2 separate regions of the Homo sapiens genome follow, and region 1 is linked to region 2. A link is a loop called in an ENCODE intact Hi-C map of the cell type or tissue named here. Cell type or tissue: IMR-90. All regions are shown on one strand. Links, peaks and the distances in the headings refer to the core of each region. The heading gives the core; the rest is flanking DNA.

Region 1 (10,673 bases), core at 3,718-7,717, 68 kb after region 2:
GAGAGACTGGCATTTAGGGAGCCTTAGAGGCTTGATAGCTCTCACTCTTTTTTTTTTTTTTTTTTTTTTTTTTGAGATGGAGTCTCGCTCTTTCACCCAGGCCAGACTGCAGTGGCGCTATCTTGGTTCACAATAGCTCTCACTCTTTAACCACGCCTTTTGATCCAGAACAGATGTGCCAAGAAAGGGATGACTTTTAATTCCGTTGTGTCTGCCTGTGCCACCAAAGGCATCTCAGCCGAAGGCTGAAGGGTTTTGGGGGAGAGAGGTGACTCATGGTGTCACAGGTCTGGTTGTCTTCATAGTGTGGGCCCTCTGGTTGTATTAACACCCACTCACAACCTGCACCATTCCTCCATATGTAAATGAAATAACCTGCTTTGTCTGACAAGCCATGAGAAGTCAGCCTTTCAAAAAGACAGAGCTGTTATTTAATGGATACGGAACATTCTAGAAATAACACTTCAACCATGAAGATTTTCTAACTCTAAATTCCTTCCAGCTTCATCAGGGTTAGGCCATCCTATCCTGATACACAGAGAGAATGACTTTATACAGGTTCTGATGAGGTCTCAACATGGAGTTGACAAGCCCTAGGATCAGAGTCCCCCCGGAGCACCCTTAGCTGGTACATCTTTAGAGGAGGGGCCTCATGGCTTACTGACTCACCTTGTGACCAAGCCTCACACAACACAGGGCCTTGACCAATCTATGTAGTGGAAGTAGCAGAACTTCCAGGAACCAACAGAATGTACACGTAGCAAGCAACAGCAACTAACTCTCATGAAGTGCTTCCGAGCTTACCAGTGTGCTTTTGTGTGCCTTCTGTCCTGTAATCTTTACTGGAAAACGCCCCTTGATTAAAATGGGCAGATCTCGTCACAGAGATCTGCTCCCTAGACTCACTGTGTGATATTGGGGAAGTGACTTACCCTGGCTGAGACTCCCGCTCCTTATTCAAAACAATGCCAATGTAAACTAAGCCTACTATGAGGAGTGGATGAGACAATAAGCATACAACCCTTAGCATATAGTAGTTGCTCAATAAATCTCAGCCACTTGCTCCCTCTACTTCCTCTCCTACCCTACTGGACTCTAGAATCTGTGCTTTTCCCATAATATTGCATAAAGTTTTGCTTTGTTGCTGGAAAATTTTAAACATCCTGATCTTCAAGGAAATGGGCAAAGAGAGAGATTGTGCTTTTCACAGTCGGCCACAGAAATAAATGCAGAGAGGGGAACTGAGTTTAAAGGAAACAAAAATAATTAGTGTAGTGATTGATTTGGGCAGCTAGTGGCCCAGCCAGCATATGAACTGAGATCCACTGAACTAGAGATGGGCAGGGTTTGCTGGAGACTTGAAGCTTGTGCCAAAACACCACTAACTGACCACAAAGCAGCAGATAGGAGGGTTGCAGCTGATGCACAAGCATTTGCAGCCCATGGGCTGAAGTATTTCTTCACTTTCTTTCTCTTATTCTGTCTTCTGATAAACCTACTGGCCCAGGAGAATGTGCACCTCTGTGTATTCGTTAGCAATTAAATAGACCACATTACAACTGGACCGCTGATGGAGAAAGTCACATCTCTCCAATATCAATTTAAAAACCCTGCTCAATTCGTTTGAAGGAAATAAGGTGGGAGGATATAACAACATTTTTATCGCTAGAAGAGAAGAATTGGAACAGTTCTAGCATCAAGAAAAGACAAATATTTATGGTGATGGATATTCCAAGTACGCTGATTTGATCTTTACAAATTATATGAATGCATTAAATTATCACATGTGCCCTGAAACTATGTACATCTATTATGCATCAATAAAAAAGAACATTTTTAAAGCAGGCTAAAAAAAAAATCAATCTTTGCCAACAGATTAGGAAAGCAATGCTGGCAGGCATATTTTATTCACCTGCCACCTTAGAGAACTATTAGAAAGGAAGACAGGTGGCCAATAAAATCTCCCGTCAAGAAAACCTCTTCAAATATCAGACAGCTATGGTCAAAATCATTCTAGAATTATATTTTCTTTTATGTACGCTGGTTCCTTCTTTTATTAGAACTAAGATTGTGCCAACAAAAATATTGCTGACCCAGGCTGCCCTCCCATCTCTAAAGGGGCTCTTGAAACCTTTCTTTCCTCTTGTCAGGGGACAATGTGCTTGTTCTCCCAGAGCCCCGGCAAACCTGGCCCCAGCTCAATGTGCAGGTCACCCCTGCATGGACCACAAGAACTGTGACGGGGGATAGTCAGATGATGAAAGTGCTTTTCTTTCCTCAGGGTGAATCTGGTTCACAAACCCCAGGTCAGAGACCTTCAAGAGTAACACTATCATTTTTCTTCTTTTTACAATACACAAGGAAATCTATTTTATTAAATGCCCCCAAATGTAAGGTTAATCAGAAACTGCCCCAGAGGAGAGAGAAGGAGCTGGAGACGTATTCAAGGACGCAGGTCCTCCCATGACCTCATGCCTGGTCCAGCAGACACGGTGTGGCTGGAGGACAAGGTCCCTCCCAGGGCCAATGTTCCAACAGCACCATGGAGCCAACACTTTGGGATGAAGCGCCCAGCTGGATTGTGAGACAAATTTAAAAATAGATGGTAAAGATCTAGCAGAGGAGAAATCACAACGTAAATTGGCTTTTGCAATCCAACTGTGATAAACAGTGGGAAGTAATGGAAATGTAATTGTGGAGCCCTTGGATGAGGTATTAAACTTTGAACAGGGAGGATTCCCATTAGCAAACACCAGTATGATCCTTTGGGACGGTGGGCATGTGATTGTGATGTGATTAGCTTTACTGTTTCAGTCCTGTTTACAAAGTTTTCTCCAAATCCTTGCAAAAGAGGAGCAGAAATGAAGACATTCTCTGGCAAGATATCACTCTTGCATTTTGCAGAGACTATAGTCACAGTCCCTTAGTCACATATAGGTCCCCTACAGGTAGCAGAAATCCACACTGGTTCTAAATCGATTGGTTTTGTTATAAAAACCTACGCAGAGTGAAGGCACTTGGCCTTTTAATCCTGACTCTGCCCCCACTGAGGCCTGTGAAACTTTAAGCAAGGTTATTTAATTTCTCTAAACCTCAGGTTCCTTATCTATGAAATGGGGATAATAATGGTGCCTGGAACATAGGGTTATTTTGAGAACTAAATAAGACAATTCATGGGAAGTATTCGGTATTGCTGCCTGGCAAAAAGAGGGCAATAATAAATGCTAGTTATTGTTGGTTTTTAGTTTTGTGTGGTGGTAAACGACAGACAGATGCCCCCCTACTGCCTGCTTTTTCCATTTCCTTTTCATCTTCCTTTGATCCGCATCTAAGAAATTTGTATCTTCTCCTTGATGCAGCCAAAGCTGAAGAAAACATATCTCCTAGTCACAATTCAAAGTGTTGCAACCCTGTGCCCCAAAAAGCACTAAGATTGATGCTGACTTCAAATGCAACAGAGTCTTTAAACATGGAATGTAACATTTAGCCTTGAAGGGATGAGTTCTGTGGACCACTTGAGTCTGACCCATCAAAGACAGACTAGACTGGTCAGAGCTGAGACTAGACCTTACTTTATCCCAAACTCATTGGAAGTTCGCGATGATCCTTCCCCATCCTGCATAGATCTCTGGCTCTTCCCCCAACTCTATCACTCACACACCTGGGTATGTAGCGGCCTTTGAAGTCACAAGTGCTATCAAGTGTATAGAGCCACTGACCTTCCACTCAAACCACAGACTAATGCATATGTGTCCAAAGGGGCCTAAGACACCTAAAGTTCTCACCTAGAGGAGAATTATATCTATCTGCATGACTTAGGAGGACTTTCTGCTGCAAGTAATAGAGACACTGGTCGACAGCGCACTAAACCACAGGGAGGAGTATGCTTTCCATGCAATGTAAACTTGGTGGTAGAAGTGATTGGTATTGATTCAGCTGTGCAAGGATGCCGTCGAAGACCTAGACTCTTTCTCTCATCTATGCTAACCTTAACAAGTTAACCTTTCATCCTCAAGTGTGTCATCTCAGAGGGTGTATTAGTCTGCTCAGGTTTCCATGACAAAATACCATAGCCTGGGTCATTTCAACAACAGAAATCTATTCTCTCACAATTCTAGGGGCTGGAAGTCCAAGATCATGGTGCCAGCATAGTCAGGTTCTGATGAGGGCTCTCTCTCTCTAGCTTGCAGATGGCCACCTTCTTGCTACATGCTCACATGGCCTTTCCTAAAAGAGATCTCTCTACTTCTTATAAGGCCACCAATTTCGTTGGATTAAGACCCCACCCGTATGACTTCATTTGACCTTAGTTACCTCCTAAAAGCTCTATGTCCAAGTACAGTCACACTGGGGGTTGAGTCTTGAACATGTAAATGTGGGGGAACACAATTCACTCCATAAATAGGGTGTAAAGGCATTGTGTGGTCCAGGAATTGCATCTCTAGTAGGAAGAAGGAGAAAAAGAGTACAAAAAAATACATGTCCCTTTTTCAAGAAGAATTTTTTGACCAACTTCCACTTACATTCCATGACCATGCCTAGCTGCAAGGAAGACTTGGAAGTAAGAGAGAGGAGACTGTGGAAAAGAGTCTTGAGAGTAGTGAAATAATAAACTTCCAGAAGAAGCTTCAATCTTTTCGATGATGACTCTACAATACCGGTCATTTTTTTCCTAAAGGGGGCTCTTGATAGAGAACAGAAAACCACTCTTAGGTACTGTTAGTTACTTTTGCTGCATAACAAACCATCCCAAAAATGAGTCACTCAATAGTCAGCAGTTTGAGCTGGGCTCCTCTTGGCGATTCTTCTTCTAGTCTTGGCAGGGCTCACACATGCGTCTAGGTCAGTGATCAAGCTAGCTGCGGCTGGCTGGGATGGCTTATCTCTGCTCCACGTGGTCTCTCATCCTCAAATGGGCTAGCCTGGGCTTATACACATGGCACCTGGGCAGATTTCTCAGAAAGGAAAAGAACTGACACACCTTCCTTTTTCACTTCTGCCACACTCTGCTGGCCAAAGAAAATCACAATGTCAGCTCAGATCCAAGGGATGGGGAAACAGAACTGTCTCTTATTGAACACATCTGTAAAGCCACATTGCACAGGTCATAAATATGAAGAGTGGTATAAGAGCATTGTGGCCATTTTTACAATCTTTCACAGGCACATTGGTCAAATTATAGGAAGTATGCTGAGCAAATGTGGGGGGACGAATAAGAAGGACATTATAATCAGTATTTTATTGATTTATATTAGTAACCACTCCCAAAGAAAATTAGAGGGAACATCATACACTATATCAAAAAGATCAAAAAGAAGCTCCATGTTCCATGGCTAGCTACTGGAATTGGGCCCAAATTCTGTTAAATCTTCATAGATTCACCTTTCATCAAGGCAAGAATGACAAGTACTTTGAAGAATATAATTTGTCTAAAAGTAATGCAGAACTCTGGAGGAAAACTAGAAATCCATGAACTGCTTCATTATGTGATCAATAACCACTGACTGGTATTAAAACTCCATGAGCAAATGCCTTCAGCAATAACAGATCTTCCTTCTCAAATTCTGGTTTTTGCACACAATAGGTACTTGAAAAATATGAAAGCCAGATCATAATCCCATTAGCTTTCTGTCCATGACCTTAAAGAAGATATCTTCCTATCTGAGATGGTAATGGTGCAGGGATAAGGGTAGAGGTTCTCCAACCCTATTATTATTAATTAAAGTCACTACTGATGGAACCATGACCTTAAAGAAAACATTTCTGACCTTTCCATGACTAGTCTCAAACTTGTAACTTTAATTAATATTTCTCATACTTCCTTTTCCAGTTCTTTCTAACTCCATTTCAGATTTGTATACTGACTTTTTTGTAGGCCCATTCCCTTGTGCTTTCAAAAGTAATCAGTATTAGATTCCCATGGCATTAGTCAGCACCTTGTCTGTTTTTTCCCAGCATGACTGTGTCCATTGAAATTCACTTCAAGTTCCCAAACAAATACATTCATGTCCTTGGGGATCCCAAGGCAGATTGGCAGACCCATCCTCAGATATGCCACTTTCAAATTCCATGAATGTGGCTTAGAATGTAGAAGACTGTCAAAGGTCATCTCCTTTCAGAAGAAAATAAGGTTTCTTGCCTTTCTTTGACGTGCCCCACTGTAAAAACAGTCAGCATGTATTATGAGATCCCCATTAAAAGAAGAGTGAGTATGACCCCTGGCCAGCCTCCCAAAAGGTGTCATGGGGCATCACTGTGTGTCCAGGGATGTAGAGCTCCTTGAGGAACATGAAGCTGTTATACTATTCAGCCCCCTCTACCCCCAGTTCCTTCAAGTCTCAGCTCTTCCTAAGAAGTTTTCCAGGCAAGTTTTTATACAGCTCTAGTCAATCAGTTTCACAGACTATGTGAGATGTCAAATTAGTTTCACAGTCTACGGGAGATGTCAAATTTCTAACCCCCTGCTCATTTGTTGTTTTTTTTAAACTATTTTCTGAGATGCTGGCCTGAATTCAGAGGACAAAAGAGAACAGAATCCAGGTCAACTGAGACCAAAAGTAAAAATGAGTAACATCAACTCTGATTTGGGGAATGTGTTTATTAGGTCCTACTATGTGCAAAGCAATCTCTGTGAGGGGCTCAGAGGAGTGCCTGGCTTTAAAGGAATTTATTGTCTGCTGGAAAAATAGAATATAGACACAGAGAAAGTAACTCTAAACAATCATAGCTAAAACTTGAAGCCATGGTTTACTGAGTCCCTATTTTCTGCCAAGATCTGTGTTAGGAACTTTATGTATCTGGTCAGGTATAATCCTCACAACGGCCCCATTTTAAAATGAAGATACCATGACTCAGAGAAATTAGATAAGATGTCTAGGGCCATGGTGTTAGTAAGTAGCAAATTCAAGAGCCAATCTCTGCTGAATCTCGCTGTAAGACTCAGTCTCTTTCCTCCATGCTAGAACAACAGGTGGCCTTAGCCAGGCAGAGATGAGAGCAGAAAAGTGGAACCATTTGTTGCATATAGTCTTTGAGGCCACCAATCGGGGTAGCTGCACTCATGACTGTTGGCCTATTGTTCAGCTGAATTGTGGGGCACACGACAGTGTCCAGAGGCACCTTATTTTCTTCTGAAAGGAGATGGCCTCTGACAGTCTTCTCCATTCTAAGCCACATTCATGGAATTTGTAGGTGGCATATCCAAGAGGAGGGGCCTACTCATCTGTCTTGGGATCCCCAAGTGGATGCCCCAACAGGAAGAAGCACATGGGGTTCAAGTGCCAACCTCTGTCACTTGGTCCACCTGAGTTCTGAGCACATTTCTAGAATACCCTCTGCCCCAACCCTTCCTCCCTGTGGAAGCTCATATTTCTAGTTTAAGTAGCCAGTGGGTCAGCATCCTATCACCAAGACAGGAAGCATCATATCACCAGGAGGGCAAAGAGGCTTCATGTTCTGTGTCAACACCAACTTCATCTGATTAATATTGACCACTTGGAGGGCTAGGCTGTAAAGAGTTGTAGGACCAGATCAGGCCTCATCAGGCCTTTGCCCAATCAGGCTGCCATAACAAAATATTTTAGACTGGGGGACGGATAAACCACAGATTTATTTCTCACAGCTCTGGAGGCTCCGAAGTCCAAGATCAAGGCAGATTCTGTCCCTGGAAAGGGCCACCTCTCTTACTCAGAGATAGCATCTTCCCACTGTGTCCTCAAATGGTAGAAGAGGTAAGCAAGCTCCCTTGAGCCTATCTTATAAAGGCACTAATCTCATTCATTAGGCTCCAATCTCATGATCCAATAATCTCTGGCTCTACCTCCTAGTACCATCACCTTGTGGATGACGATTTCAATGTGCGAATTGGGGGAAGGACACAGGCATTCAGACCATGGCACTACTTTTCTGACCCCCAGTTTCTGCACCTGTGCAATGGATAAACCTTCCTCAAAGACTTGTTTTGGAGATTAGAAGAAATAATATTGATAATGCATTTGTGCATTGTCTCAGAGAATGGACACTCAATGAAGGATACTATTACTTGCTAATAGTGCATCCTGACTAATGCACTTGTTATTCTGTGCTAATGACATATCAACAGCATGTAACAATGATGAAAACCCAACACACTGAGAATACAGTTTCCATGTATGTCATTCCCAGGCATTAAGACATGGATGCCTGTCAGTGATAAGAGGATCACGGTGAGCCTTTGGAAACTGCCACGTGGTTTACTTACAGACAAGGTGGTTTTTCCTCAGCTTAAGCAGTGCTTGTCTAAAATCTTCTTTTAAATGAGTTTTGAACATCTTTTATAATTCTCAGAACTCACTTGTGGAAGTTTTCCTGGTCCTCCCACTTCTTGGGCACAAAAAGTCACATTAACAGTGATAACCTGAAGCCTCAGGTTCTCATCCTCATGGGCCCATGCTGGATCTCAGCCTCCACAAATGTCTCTGAAACTCCCAGGAGACTGTTGGAATCTCAGGCAACATTGTTCACAAGTGAATCCACTCCTGTCAGCTGTTGTGCAGCTCCCGAGGCTCTGCAGTGACCTGAGGTCCCTCCTCTGCTCCTCTAGTTCTACTTAAAACACTTGCTCTCAAAAGCAGGCAGACACGAGTCTGGGGGCTCTTAGGAGATGAATCTCTGTGACATTCTCCAAATTGTGCTCGGAGCCACCTGTACCCTTGAGGGGTGAGGCTCCAAAGAGCTGACAAACAGATTCTGGAGGAAAATATTAAATTCTCCTGGAAGAACCATTTTATGAGAATCCTGAGAGCATTTCTAAGAGACAAGTCATAACAAGCAGATGGAGAAACCGGGGTGCTTGTTAGGAATTCTAACGTTGCTCTGCCAGCAATTCACACATCCCAGGAGCCAGGCAGGCACAGACTCTATGATGTGAAACACAGACCCAGCCGCTGGGCCCCCAAGCAGAGGGGTGGTAAGAGAGAGCTGCCTGGGGACATTCACTTCGACTCAGTGCAGTGTGACAGTTTGCAAGCTCATGGGGTGCTGGGAGCTAGGAAAGGCCCCATGCTATCCAGGTTGAGGTATCTGTCCTGGGAGACAGGTGTGAAATCAAATACCTATAACATGTGCAAAGACCGTATTTCCAAATAAGTTCATATTCTGAGGTTCTAGGTGGACATGAACTTTGTGGGGACAATGTACAACCCACTGCTCATGGCTTTGTGACACCCAGCTTACTCCAGCCTCCAAGGCAGAAGGCTCGGTCTGGCTGAGGGCAGGGAAAGGCCTTTGGACAAAGCAGTCTTGCAACCAGGCCTTAGCCTGGGGTGGGACTTTAACTTGTGGGGCTGGGAGAGATGGCTCCAGGGTAGAGGGTCATAAAAAGCCAGCAAGACTCGTGCAGCCGGGCACACAGTTTGGAAAAATCGGTGCCCTATTGAGTGAGTAGTGAGAAGAGTTTATGGTGCATGGATGGGAGCATGAGAGACCACAGGAAAGGGAGGGAGTGCATGTTGAGGGGCTTAAATGCCACAAAGAGGTGGACTCAATGGGACACAGCTGTAGGAGTCAGCTCACGTCACTATAACAAAATACCCCAAACTGAGTGGCTAAAACAACAGACATTTATTTTCCCATGGTTCTGGAGGCTGGAAGTCCAATATCAAGATGCTAACTGATGGATTTTTGGTGTGCAGTCTCTTCCTGGCTTGGAGACAGCCACCTCCTGCTGTGTCTTTTCATGGTCTTTCTTCGGTGCATGTGCACAGACACACAGAGGAGAGATTCAGAGTTGTCTGGTGTCTCTTATTAAAGTACACTAATCCTAAAAGCTCAGGACCCCACTCTATGACCTCACTTAACCTTAATTCCCTTCTTAGGGGCCCCATCTCCAAACACAGCCACACTGGAGGTTAGAGCTTCAACATATGAATTTGAACATTCAATTCATGACAAAAGCAAAGACTTCAAGCAGGGAATTGATACCCTCTAACAAGAGATTACAGAATTCCAGGTATTCAGGTTGCAGGCTGGCAAGGTGTATTAGTCCATTTTCATGTTGCTGACAAAAACATACCCGAGACTAGGAAGAAAAAGAGGTTTAATTGGAGTTACAGTTCCATGTGGCTGGGGAGGCCTTAGAATCATGGTGGGAGGCAAAAGGCACTTCTTACATGGTGGTGGCAAGAGAAAATGAGGAAGATGCAAAAGTGGAAGCCCCTGATAAAACCATCAGATCTCGTGAGATTTATTCACTACCATGAGAACAGGATAGGGGAAACCATCCCTGTGATTCAAATTATTGTCCACCGGGTCCTTCCCACAACATATGGGAATTATGGGAGTACAATTCAAGATGAGATTTGGGTGGGGACACAGCCAAACCACACAGATATTTTGCTGATGCACGCCCTCATCCGTGGTTAGCTTCTGCATCTCCCTCAGCGTGCATCAAGGATGTGAGTCTTGTGAAAGCATCGCTGGGTGAAGTCAGGATTCTTGAGCTCAAGGCCTGGTCATGGCATTGACTCCTGTGTGATCCTAACCTCTTGAGAACTCAGCCTCCTCCTCTGTAAAACTAAGGATTTGAGCTTGACAGTCTTTTGGGCATCCCATAATTCAGGGAGGTGGTTTCAGAGGTGGGCCGGGTGGCAGGAGGAAGTCAGCCTGGAATTAAAATGTTTGGGGACTAAGACAAA
Region 2 (10,673 bases), core at 3,200-7,199:
ACCCTATAAGGACACAGGGAGAAGACGCCATCCCCAAGCCAAGGACAGAGGCCTCCAAGGAACCAGCCCCACTGAAACCTTGGTCTTGGACTTCCAGCCTCCAGAACTTTGAGAAAATAAATGCCTGTTGTTTAAGCCCTCCAGTTTGTGGTACTTTGTTACAGTAGGCTGAGTTGACTAATACACCAGAGTTGACAGTCTAGGGTAGGGAGTCGGGCAATAATGAGTAAATAAAGAAACAAAGATTGATGTAGTCCTCACCTCCTGCCTGTCAGCCTTCTAAGTGGTTTTCATATCATTAATCTCTCCTTTTATTCTCACTGTAGTTTCATAAACTATGTATAACATTATCCCTATTGTACAGATGAGGAAAATGAGGCACAAGGAGGTTAAGGACTTTCCCAATGTCATGCAGCTCAAGTAGTGGAGCTGAGATTTAAACTCTGAGAGTCTAACCCCAGATTATACTGTCTACCCACATACACAATGAAGACGAAAGCTACAATAAATTAAGCAGGGAAAACATTGGGAAGTGATGAGGGAGTGAAGATGGGAACTATGCTAGATATGGTGTCAGGGAAGGCCTTGGAAGAGGTGACATTGTAACCATGACCTGGATGATATGACATAGAGAGCCACTCCAGGGGGGTAGTGGGAGAGCTTTTCTGGCAAGTACAATGGCCCCGGGGAAGGACTGGGCAAGAAAGTCAAAGACTGCAGTGTGAGTGATGGGGAGAAGGCTGGGAAATGAGGGTGGAGGGAGCCTAGGGACAGATCCTGCAGGAACTCCATGCCACCTGAAGCTTAGATCTTATCACAAGTGTGCTGGAAAGGGTTTTAAGCCAGGGAAATAAGTCAGCTTATTTCTACTTCGAAGCCAGTGATGGCTCTGGCTGCCATATAGGGAACAGACCACAGGAGGCCCAAGAGGAAAAGCAGGGAGACCTGCCTGGCGTAGACCAGGCGAGAAAGGAGGGTGGCCTGAGCTAAGCTAGTAGCTGTGAGGATGGTGGGAGGCCATAAGATGTGGGATCGGCTTAGAACACAGAGCCCCATGGTCTTTCCCATGAAGGAGCTCAAACTCAAGTTGGAGAAAAATTATCACCGATAAGGTAATTGGAGAACAATTAAGGGCTAAATTATGAGCTATTACCTGGGTGTAAAATAGGATTCAGGAGAAAAAGGAATCAGTGTAGGACCGAGCAGCAGGTGGGTTTGGGATTACTCCTGCCTGGGGAAGAACAGGAGCAAAGATGGAAATAGCCATTGCACCGGGTGACCTGTCCACCTGCAGCATGTGTCTTGGGGCCATGTTACTCTGGGCATCCAGGGCACGGGGTGTCTTGTGGAGTGCCCACAAGGAGTCATGATGCAAGGGACCAGCAGGGTAAAGGTGGGAAAGAGGGAGAACTGAAAGGCAAAGAGGTCAGAATCCAGGAGATACGCTAAGAAGCCATTCTATTAATTCAGAGGAGTTGAAATGCAGGCATTCTAGCATGAAGACAAAAGTATCAGTGGTAGCTTAGAAGACCCAAAGCCCCAGTACTTTATAACTTCATAATTGGGCTTTTGTTTTTATTTTTATGTTTTTTTAGTTGACTGTAACCTTCTTCTGAAATCAAGAAATTTCAGACACAAGTAAATCAATGAAATTCTTTGCTGGTCTGCCAAAACCCACATGAAACAGAGATAGCAATCATCACTTTATCCCTACCACTGAGATACAGTACAACTACCATTAGCTTGTCAGAAGCCCTGGAATGAAAAACTGGGGCTGCTCAACACCCAGTGCTGGCTAGAATCATCTGTAGAGCTTTTTAAGTATTTTATATATATATATATATATATATATATATATATATATATATATAAAGTAATATAAGCCCATAGTTAAAATTGTGGACAATGAAAAACCCTTCCTAGACTCCAGTTCAGTTTCCTATCCCAGAGACAACCACTGTTATGAGTTTCTTGTGTATCCTTCCAGAGATATCCTATTCATATGCTCACACATATGTGTGCTTTTGTGTCCTTAGTTATACATCTTATAAAATTTTAAAAAATATATATGTATGCTTTCTTAAACATAAGTGGAACACTACCATATATTCTCTTTTATAAATAGCTTTTTTACTTAACAATGTATCTTGGGAATTTTTCCATAGTAATTACCTATTGCTATATTTTGGTCTTTTATTTATTGAAGTTGTTTTCCATGAAGCCTCTAGATCTTAAAAATATGTTTATTGTTCTTTATCATATTTTATTTTGTGTTCTTTGTTTGCTTTGCTTTGTTGCAATTTGCAATTTTGTAAATTCGGTAGAATGAGAGTTTCATTTTGTTCTTCTATAATATATACTGTACTTACATCTTTGTTCTTTAGACAGAAACTTTTGTCTCCCTACCATAAAGTATGTTTAAATTGAGATTCTTTGATTTTCTATTTTCATGTAGTTTCTTTCCTCCTTCACCTTCCCTGCCTGGTTTTAATTGGTTACGCTGTTATTCCTAGTTCATCTAGTGCTGACCTTTATTCCCTTAAGTTATATTTCTATAGCTCCCTTTATGATATCTTCAAAAAAAACCCATGGAGAATTTCATTCCTGAGTGCTTGCATCTTTAAGATATCTCTCAGGCATTTCTTTGCTTGAACACCAGTGTGGCTGAGTATAAAACTGTAGTATCTCACTTTATTTTCCCAAAGACTTTAGATCTTATCCCATTGTCTTGTTGAATGTTTCTAGAGAGAAGGCTAAAGATAGTCTGTTTTTCCCCTTTTCTATGTGCCCTTTATGCTTTGATGCCTGTAAAATTATTTCTTTTTTCTCTGAAGTGCAGTAACTATATTAGGATATATATCAGTGCCCATGAATCCCCTTTTCCCCTCCAGGACCTAGCATGCTCTATCAATATTAAGAATTGAGCTTAATCTGAACTTTCTTTTTTTTTTTTTTTTTTTTTTTTTGAGACGGAGTCTTGCTCTGTCGCCCAGGCTGGAGTGCAGTGGCCAGATCTCGGCTCACTGCAAGCTCCGCCTCCCGGGTTCACGCCATTCTCCTGCCTCAGCCTCCCGAGTAGCTGGGACTACAGGCGCCCGCCACTACGCCTGGCTAATTTTTTTTGTATTTTTAGTAGAGATGGGGTTTCACCGTGTTATCCAGGATGGTCTCGATCTCCTGACTTCATGATCCACCCTCTTCGGCCTCCCAAAGTGCTGAGATTACAGGCGTGAGCCACCGTACCTGGCCAATCTGAATTTTCTTAATGATGTATCTAAATATTTTTCTGCTAATTCTGTTTTCTTCTCCTAGGATACAAACTCTATATATGTTGAATCATCTTTTTCTGTCTTCCATGTCTGTCATTTTCAGTTTGATATTTATTTTCTTTTTATTTTGCTCTATCTTCTCAAATTACACTCTGTGTCCTTGATTATATTTTCATCAGTGTCTTTCTCTTTTTTCTAAATAAATATGGCCTCTATTTCAATATTCACTTACTATATTCACTGTACTATTTCTATATTTGCTTTACCATTTACTAGTCACCTTACTTTTCTAGGTCATTGTTCAGCTTCCAGCTTGTCTTTTTTTTCCTGTAATATTTTGGATAGATCCACTGCTGGCTCCTCATGAAACAGGGGATTTCTTTCTGGGTCAGTAATTTGTGAAAGGAAGTGTTGAGAAGGGCCCAGGAAGCATAGCACAGAGCAAGAAGTCTCTTGGGCTAGAGTAAAGTTCTGTCTAATTCCGGGCTTTGTCAGAGGTTTAGTCCTTACATCACACAGCTAACAAAGGTTGGCAGCCACAGAGCTGCTCACTGTCCACAGTTTCTTTTCCACTCAGCCACACAAAAAGATTCCCTTTGCAAAATGGCAGATCTGAGCATTTTCTTCTGTCTCTCTGCTTCCTCCAGTCCCTTTGTGGTATCACACACTGTCCAGGAAGGCTCTCATAGCCAGTACCACATCTTCATCTTGTTGCTCTAAACATTGGTAATGCTTTGACTATGCCCCCAGGATGAAGAAGGCTGTGGGCAGCCAGCTCTGCCATAGATTTCTGGGGCTAGGCATCGTTTCTCACTCACCACCTTTATCCTGGCCCAATTTCTGCTGCATGTAACAATAGCCCTCCCTCTACATACATGTTCTGAGGTTGTAGGCATTTCATAGTTGCATCAAAAGTGAAGATTTCCTTCAGTTTCTTGGTATCTTTACTGTTTTCCAAAGGAGACAAAAGTCTCTGTCTTACCATCTTAAAATTAGATCTATCCATAGGAATGGTTTAAAGAAATGCATATTATTTACTTTTATCCGCAGAGATTTTGATTCAGTGGGTCTTCATTGGAGTATCGGCACCTCAAGGCTCAGAAGAGCCACAAGCAATGCATTTAAAATATTAGGGATACCATTCGATACTCCTACCAGAGCATGGCCTGGTGAACCATGCAAGAGCATCACACACTGGAATGAAACCAAGTAACTGGTACATCCAGCCAGGTCAATACCCAAACCATACAACTTCCCCAGGTCAGAGGCCATTGTTCTGACCTGGGGCTTAGGGGAAGCAGTTTACACTCACCATACTGATTTTTTATCTTTTTTTAATTTTGAAAAATGGAAAATCTGTAGAAAAGCCACAAGAATAATATAATACACATGATATACCCATTACCTGGATCCCCCCGTTTGTAAACATTTGTCACATTTGCCTCCTTTATTTGTGTTCTCTCTCTCTCTCTCTCCATTTAAGAGTTATAGTCATCAGGATATGTTGCCCTAAGTATTTGAGTGTATATCTCCTGAGAGCAAGGGCATTTTCCACACTGACTTGAAGTTCACCTAGTCCACAGTCTTGACTTGCTCATCAAGGCAGGAACCTAGGCACCTTCTCATAGAGAACCAGGAACAGAGAGGCTGGCTCTGACTAAGGCCGGAAGCACAAAATCACAGAGTTGAGAAATGAACAGCAAGGAGTAGGGAGAGGACAAGGAAGATGATAGCAGGATTTCCTGGTGGAAGAGCTAAGAAGGAAATGAAAATGTTTAAGCTGGTTGCTGCCTTAGGCACAGTAATTCTTCTCCCATCTCACTAGGGAATGTGGCCCAGCAAATGCCACAACATTGTATGGCATTGGCTCTGTGGTATTCAGAGAGAAGAATTACGAGATTTTAAAATGCAGGGAATCTGAAGAGCTTCCGGAAATGATGTTTGGACCTCTTCCCTCCCCTTCCCCACCCTCCTGTCTCTGGCCATGGCTTTCTGAGTGATGGAAAATGCAAGCACCATCTGCCCTAGCACCCAGTCCCAGGGAGGATAAAGCCTTGGGAAAGAATTCTTGCCTTGAGCGCCCTGAATCCTGCTTCCACCCCCTCTCCCCTGCCTTCTGCTGTGCTCTGGGACAGGGAGGCTGAACAGCTGCTGCCTGTCAGGGACAGAGGCCCCTGGCCGTGCTTGGCCAATAGCCCACCTTATAGCTAAAAGTGGAGAGAGTCATTTTTTCTTCCTCACAGATAGATATTTTAAAAAATTAGGAACCACAGAATTGTCAATGAGAATCTCATGATTGTGAATATGTGGTTTTGGAAAAATATTCATCACGGTTGAGCAGAACTGAGTTTCTTGGCTCGGCAGTGCTAAAAGGATGATATAAACAAAGGACATGATTCTGCAATGACTGGTCCCCGGGGGAGAGAGGGGCCCCCAGCAGATGCAGTCATTCTTGACTTCTGCCTTCTGAATTGGAAGTTTACTGTTGGATTTTTGATTTCATAAGGAAAGCTATTTTTTCTGCTCTGCTTAATTCTTTTTGTCACAAAACTGTTTAAACTGCACAAAAGATGCAAATCCATCTTCCATGACACAGACTCAGAATCTAACTATCTTCCTCTTTCCTCTAGTATTCTATAGAAAGGTTCCAAGAACAGTCACAATAGAGCGATGTGAGGGTTATGCTAATTCTCCAAGATCAGAGAGAGTGTTCCAATAAAGAAGCTAAAGAGAATGGAGAGTCCATTCCTCCCTTTTCTTTAAAACTCTGAGCCATGAAAACCACATCGTACTCCAAAAACTTCTGAAGAACTGCAACCTCACTGCAGCATTCAGAATAATGACATGCTAGACTGGTAGGAAGCAAACATGGGGGTGGCACAAGTAAAAAAGAGAAAAAGAAGAAAAGAAACCAAAAAAATTTTATTTTTTAAAAGTTCGATTCCATTGTGATCAGAGAGCATACTCGGTATGATTTCAATTCTTTTGTTGAGGTCTGTCTTGGTATATATGCTGTGGGCATTTGGAAAGAACGTGTATTCTGCTGTTGTTGTGTGGCAAATTCTATAAACATTGATTTGATCCTGTTGGTTGATGATGTTGATTTTCTCTGTATCCTTACCGATTTTCTCTGTAGTTGTCCTAACAATTGTTAAGAGAAGGGTGTTGGCATCTTCAACTATATTCGTGGATTTATTTCCCCTTTCAGTTCTATCAGTTTTTGCTCCACATATTTTGCACCTCTGTTGTTTGTTGCATACACATTTAGGATTGCTATGTATTCTTGGTTGATTAAACCTTTATTGTATTGGTACTTAATGGTTGTTCATATTTATGAATATCTCATGTGATATTTTGATAGATACATACAATGTGGAATGATCAAGTCAGGGTATTTGGGATATCCATCACCTCAAACATATATTATTCATTTGTGTTGGGAACATTTCAAGTTTTCTTCTAGCTATTTTGAAATATACAACACAGCATCATTAACTATAGTCATTCTACTGTGCTATCAAACAATGGAGCTTATTCTTTCTATCTAAATGTATTTTTGTATACACTAACCAACCTTTGCTCATCTGCCTCCTGATCCTTCCAGGCTTCTGGTTACCGTTCTACTCATTACTCCATTAGATCAATTTTTTAGCTCTCAAGTATGAGTGAGGACATATATTTTTCTTTCTGCGCCTGGCTTACTTCACTTAACGTAATATTCTCCATTATTTAATCTTTATTATTATGTAATTTTTCTCTCCATCTCTCATATTTTCTTTGCTCTGCAGTCTACTTTGTGTAATAATATTGCCATACTTTTTTTAAATTAATGCTTGTGTGGTACATCTTTTTCCATCTTTTTACTTTCAATCTACCCATACCATTATATTTGAAGTGAGTTTTTTTTAATGATATGTAGTTGGAGTTGCTTTTTATACACTCTGCTAATCTCTGTTTTTTAATTGGTGTATTTGGACCATTTATGTTTAATATAATTATTAGCATGTTAAGGCTTAGGTTGGCCATTTAATTTTTTGTTTTCTATTTGTTTTTTGTTTTGTGATTCTCTGGGGTTTTTTTCTGAAATTCTGTGGGTTATTTCAACATTTTCTAAAATTCAACTTTGATTTATCTATAGTGTTTTTGAATATATCTCTTTGTTTAGCTTTTTCAGTGGCTGTTCTAGGAATTACATTCTGTGTTTATGTATATATACACAATGTAATTTATATATATATATATACATATATATATGTATCTCTTAACTACTGCTGTTAATATTGACCAATTCAAGGGAAACATAGAAATCTTAGCTCCCTTTACATTCGTTTCCCTTCCCCTATTTAAAATATAGTTGTCTTAAATATTTCCTCTACATATATTAAGAATCACAGTAGACCATGCTATAATGTGTGCTTCAGCCATCAAGCATAATTTAGAAAACTCAAGAAAAGTCTACTGTGTTTGCCTATATATTTTCTCTTTCCATGTTCTTTCTACCTCTAAGATGTGTCAAGATTGCTTCTTTTATTATTTCCTTTTTGTTGAGAGAACTTCCTTTCTTTCAGGGTAGGTCTGCTGGTGACAAATTCTCTTTGTTTTCTTTCATCTGAAAATGCCTGAGTGCCTTGATTTTCATTTAATTCATGAAAGACATTTTTGCTGCTATAAAATTCTGAGCTGAAAATGTTTTTTTTCCCAGTGGTTGAAAAATGTTATGCTATTTTGTTCTGACCTCCACAGTTTCTAAGTAGAAAACCTCTGTCACTTGAATTACCTTTCCCTATTGATAATGCACTACTTCTCCCTGGCTGCTTTCATGATTTTTTTCTTTTTCTTTAGTTTTCAGAAGTTTATCATGTGTCTCTGAGTGAATTACCTTGGGTTTTTCTTGCATGGGTTTCATTTGGCTCCTTGGATCTGTAGTTGTTTTTTTTTTTTTTTAATTTGAAAAAATTGCAGCCATTATTCCCTTGAATACTTTCTTCAGCCTCATCTTCTTTTTCTTCTCCTCCTGATATTCTGTGTCATAAATGTTTGATCTTTTGTTACAACCCCACATGTTCCCAAGGCTCTGTTCATTTTTTTAAGTCTATTTTCTCTCTAGTGTCCAGATTATATAATTTCTATTGTTCTATCAACAAGTTCACTGTTTCTTTGCTCTGTCTTACCCACCCTGCTGTTCAGCCCATCGATTGAGTTTTTTATTTCAGTTATTAAAATTTTTAGTTCTGAATTTTTTTCCAGTTCTTCTCCATAAGTGCTGATTTTTTGCTGAGGCTTACTATTTGTTTGTTAGCACTTTTCTTCATTTGTTTCAGGCTGCATTAGGTTCCTTATATAATTATAAAATCTGGGTCATATCAGTGTTGATATTTGTCTTTAGTCATTCAGTTTTAGCTCTTTCTGTTGGTATGACAGGTAATTTTTTACTGAAACCTAAGCATTTTTGGTGTTACTATAAGATTCTGGATCTTATTGAAATCTTGTATTATAGCAGGACTCCTCTGACATCACTCTGGTGAGTTAAGGAGGGAACCACCTCATTGCTCACTAGTAAGGTGTCATCCTTTTTACTGCTGGATGGTAATGAAGGCTCAGGATCCCTACTGGGTCTCCAGCAACACCATCCTGGCTGGGATAGGAGGGGGCACCTCATTACTACTTCTCACGTGGTGGTCTCCACCAACACTTTGCAAGAGTGACCTTGTTACAGCTGGATGGCAGTGAATATCCTGACTCTATACTGGCCCTCCTCTAATACCTCCCCTGTGGCTCTGGGGAGACATACCTCATTATTACCAGAACCGTGTGGAGGACCAGGCTCCCCATATGGTCTCCAGGGAGTCTCACTGTCCTTTAGCAAGAAGGAAAATTCAGAATCTCCACTCTGTCTTCCCTGACACCATCCTGACAACAGGTTTGGGTGCAGCATTACACCTGATAAGAGTGGGAGCCAAAGCTCCCCACCCAGCCTTTGCTTTCCAGGTGGAATTGCTGTTTTTTCTATAATGTTTGGCTACAGAGGTTATTGTTCAAAGGTTTTCTGTCTTCTTAGACTACCTCTCTCCTAGGTCTTTGGCTAAAGAATTCAAGCTTGGGGCATTTTTGTCTGCATCTATTGACATTTCCAATTTGCTAACATCTCCAGTATCCAGTCAGGGATAAACAATATAGAAAAAAAAAAAAAGAACTCAGAGAGCTCACTCCCATGTTATTCCTCAGATATCAAGGTCCCTAGCTGGTATGGCTTCCTCTATTCACCTTTCAGAGTCAACTTAAGTTTGTCATATATATTGTCCAGGATTTTTTTGTTGTGCTTAGTGAGAGGAATAGGAAAAAAAAAATCAATCTGCATCATCTTTGCCAAAGCTGAAATGAAGAAATTAACTGTAAATAGAGAAAAAAAAAGAAGAGATAAAAGAACAACAGAGATTAGGACGGTGTTCCTCATTTTCCTTCTCAGAGATCTCTGTTGCTGAGAATCAATTATTAGATACCTAACAAAGGGGTCACCTTCTGTCCCTTCCCTCCTCTATCCAAACAGAAGTTCAAGCTGAAAACACACGACAAGAAGCACAAGAAAATAATACAGTTTCCATCTGTAAATTTTCCTCAGTCTCCAGCCCCAGTAAATGTCACATTTGGTTATAAAATTGAATTTCTCAAAGGAACATTTTAAAAATATTCCCCTGACTTAGTTTCTTTTATAACTATTGACACAGATGAGAGATTGAAGAAGCACATCTTTCTGCACCCTACACTTTTTTGCATGCGTAGGGAACAAGCTGGCTTCCAGGGGTTATTCCAATAACTGGGACTCTCTGCTGTCCTATTGACAATGCTGTGGCAGAGTTCAGCAGGGATAGTATCCTGTTTTGAGAACAGGCAACCACACCACTTCCCTGGATACTGATAGTGACCAGAGTGGCCTGGCTTGGGAAGGAGCTGTTATCATGCCCCACTGGGTTCCCTGTCTGATTAAGGGGCTCCACATGGGTTATACAGTATTAGGCAGTTTAGGCTTAAATCTCCTGTCACAAAACTTGATCACGGCCCTCCCAAAGGCTGTGTGTTTTCACAGATGCACACAGGCTGAGCCATGAATGAATGAATGAATCAATCAATCAATTACTCTTCACTGCAACCCAGCCAGTTCTCAAGGTGAAGCATGACAAATAGTCCCACAGCAGCATGCATAACCCTAAGCTTCCCTAGGATTCATTCCTCTAAATTGAAGTTATAGGCATAAGTTAAAAGGCAGGAGAGAATTGAGCACCATGGTAACCAGAGTCCCCCACAGCACCTTTGCATGGGGCTCCGTAATACAACATTGCATCATTAGACAAACGTAAGCCATTCTAGTGACCATACCAAACTCACCACTGGGCTTGAGTGACTCCT

What was found. A loop is a pair of places that touch in the nucleus more often than their neighbours do. Peaks named below come from ENCODE experiments on the same cell type or tissue, not always from the same donor. Only the 100,000 strongest peaks of a DNase experiment are listed, where the experiment ranks them.
Region 1: it touches region 2 in a loop (4-fold over the local background); 4 of 110 quality-filtered maps call a loop at or near these places.

What each region holds. Positions count from the first base shown.
Region 1 is chr21:37,782,946-37,793,618 of GRCh38, reverse strand. All of the region lies in intron 2 of KCNJ6 (potassium inwardly rectifying channel subfamily J member 6), which reads left to right. Among named protein-coding and RNA genes, the nearest start is that of KCNJ6, 130 kb to the left of the region's middle. In IMR-90, for the core only: no CTCF peak of the experiment used is centred there; a DNase peak (open chromatin) is centred at 5,948; H3K27ac peaks cover 623 bases.
Region 2 is chr21:37,850,686-37,861,358 of GRCh38, reverse strand. The region is part of intron 1 of KCNJ6 (potassium inwardly rectifying channel subfamily J member 6); the gene reads left to right. Among named protein-coding and RNA genes, the nearest start is that of KCNJ6, 60 kb to the left of the region's middle. RefSeq lists an enhancer at 4,438-6,055. In IMR-90, for the core only: no CTCF peak of the experiment used is centred there; DNase peaks (open chromatin) are centred at 5,188 and 5,648; H3K4me3 peaks cover 378 bases; H3K27ac peaks cover 2,333 bases.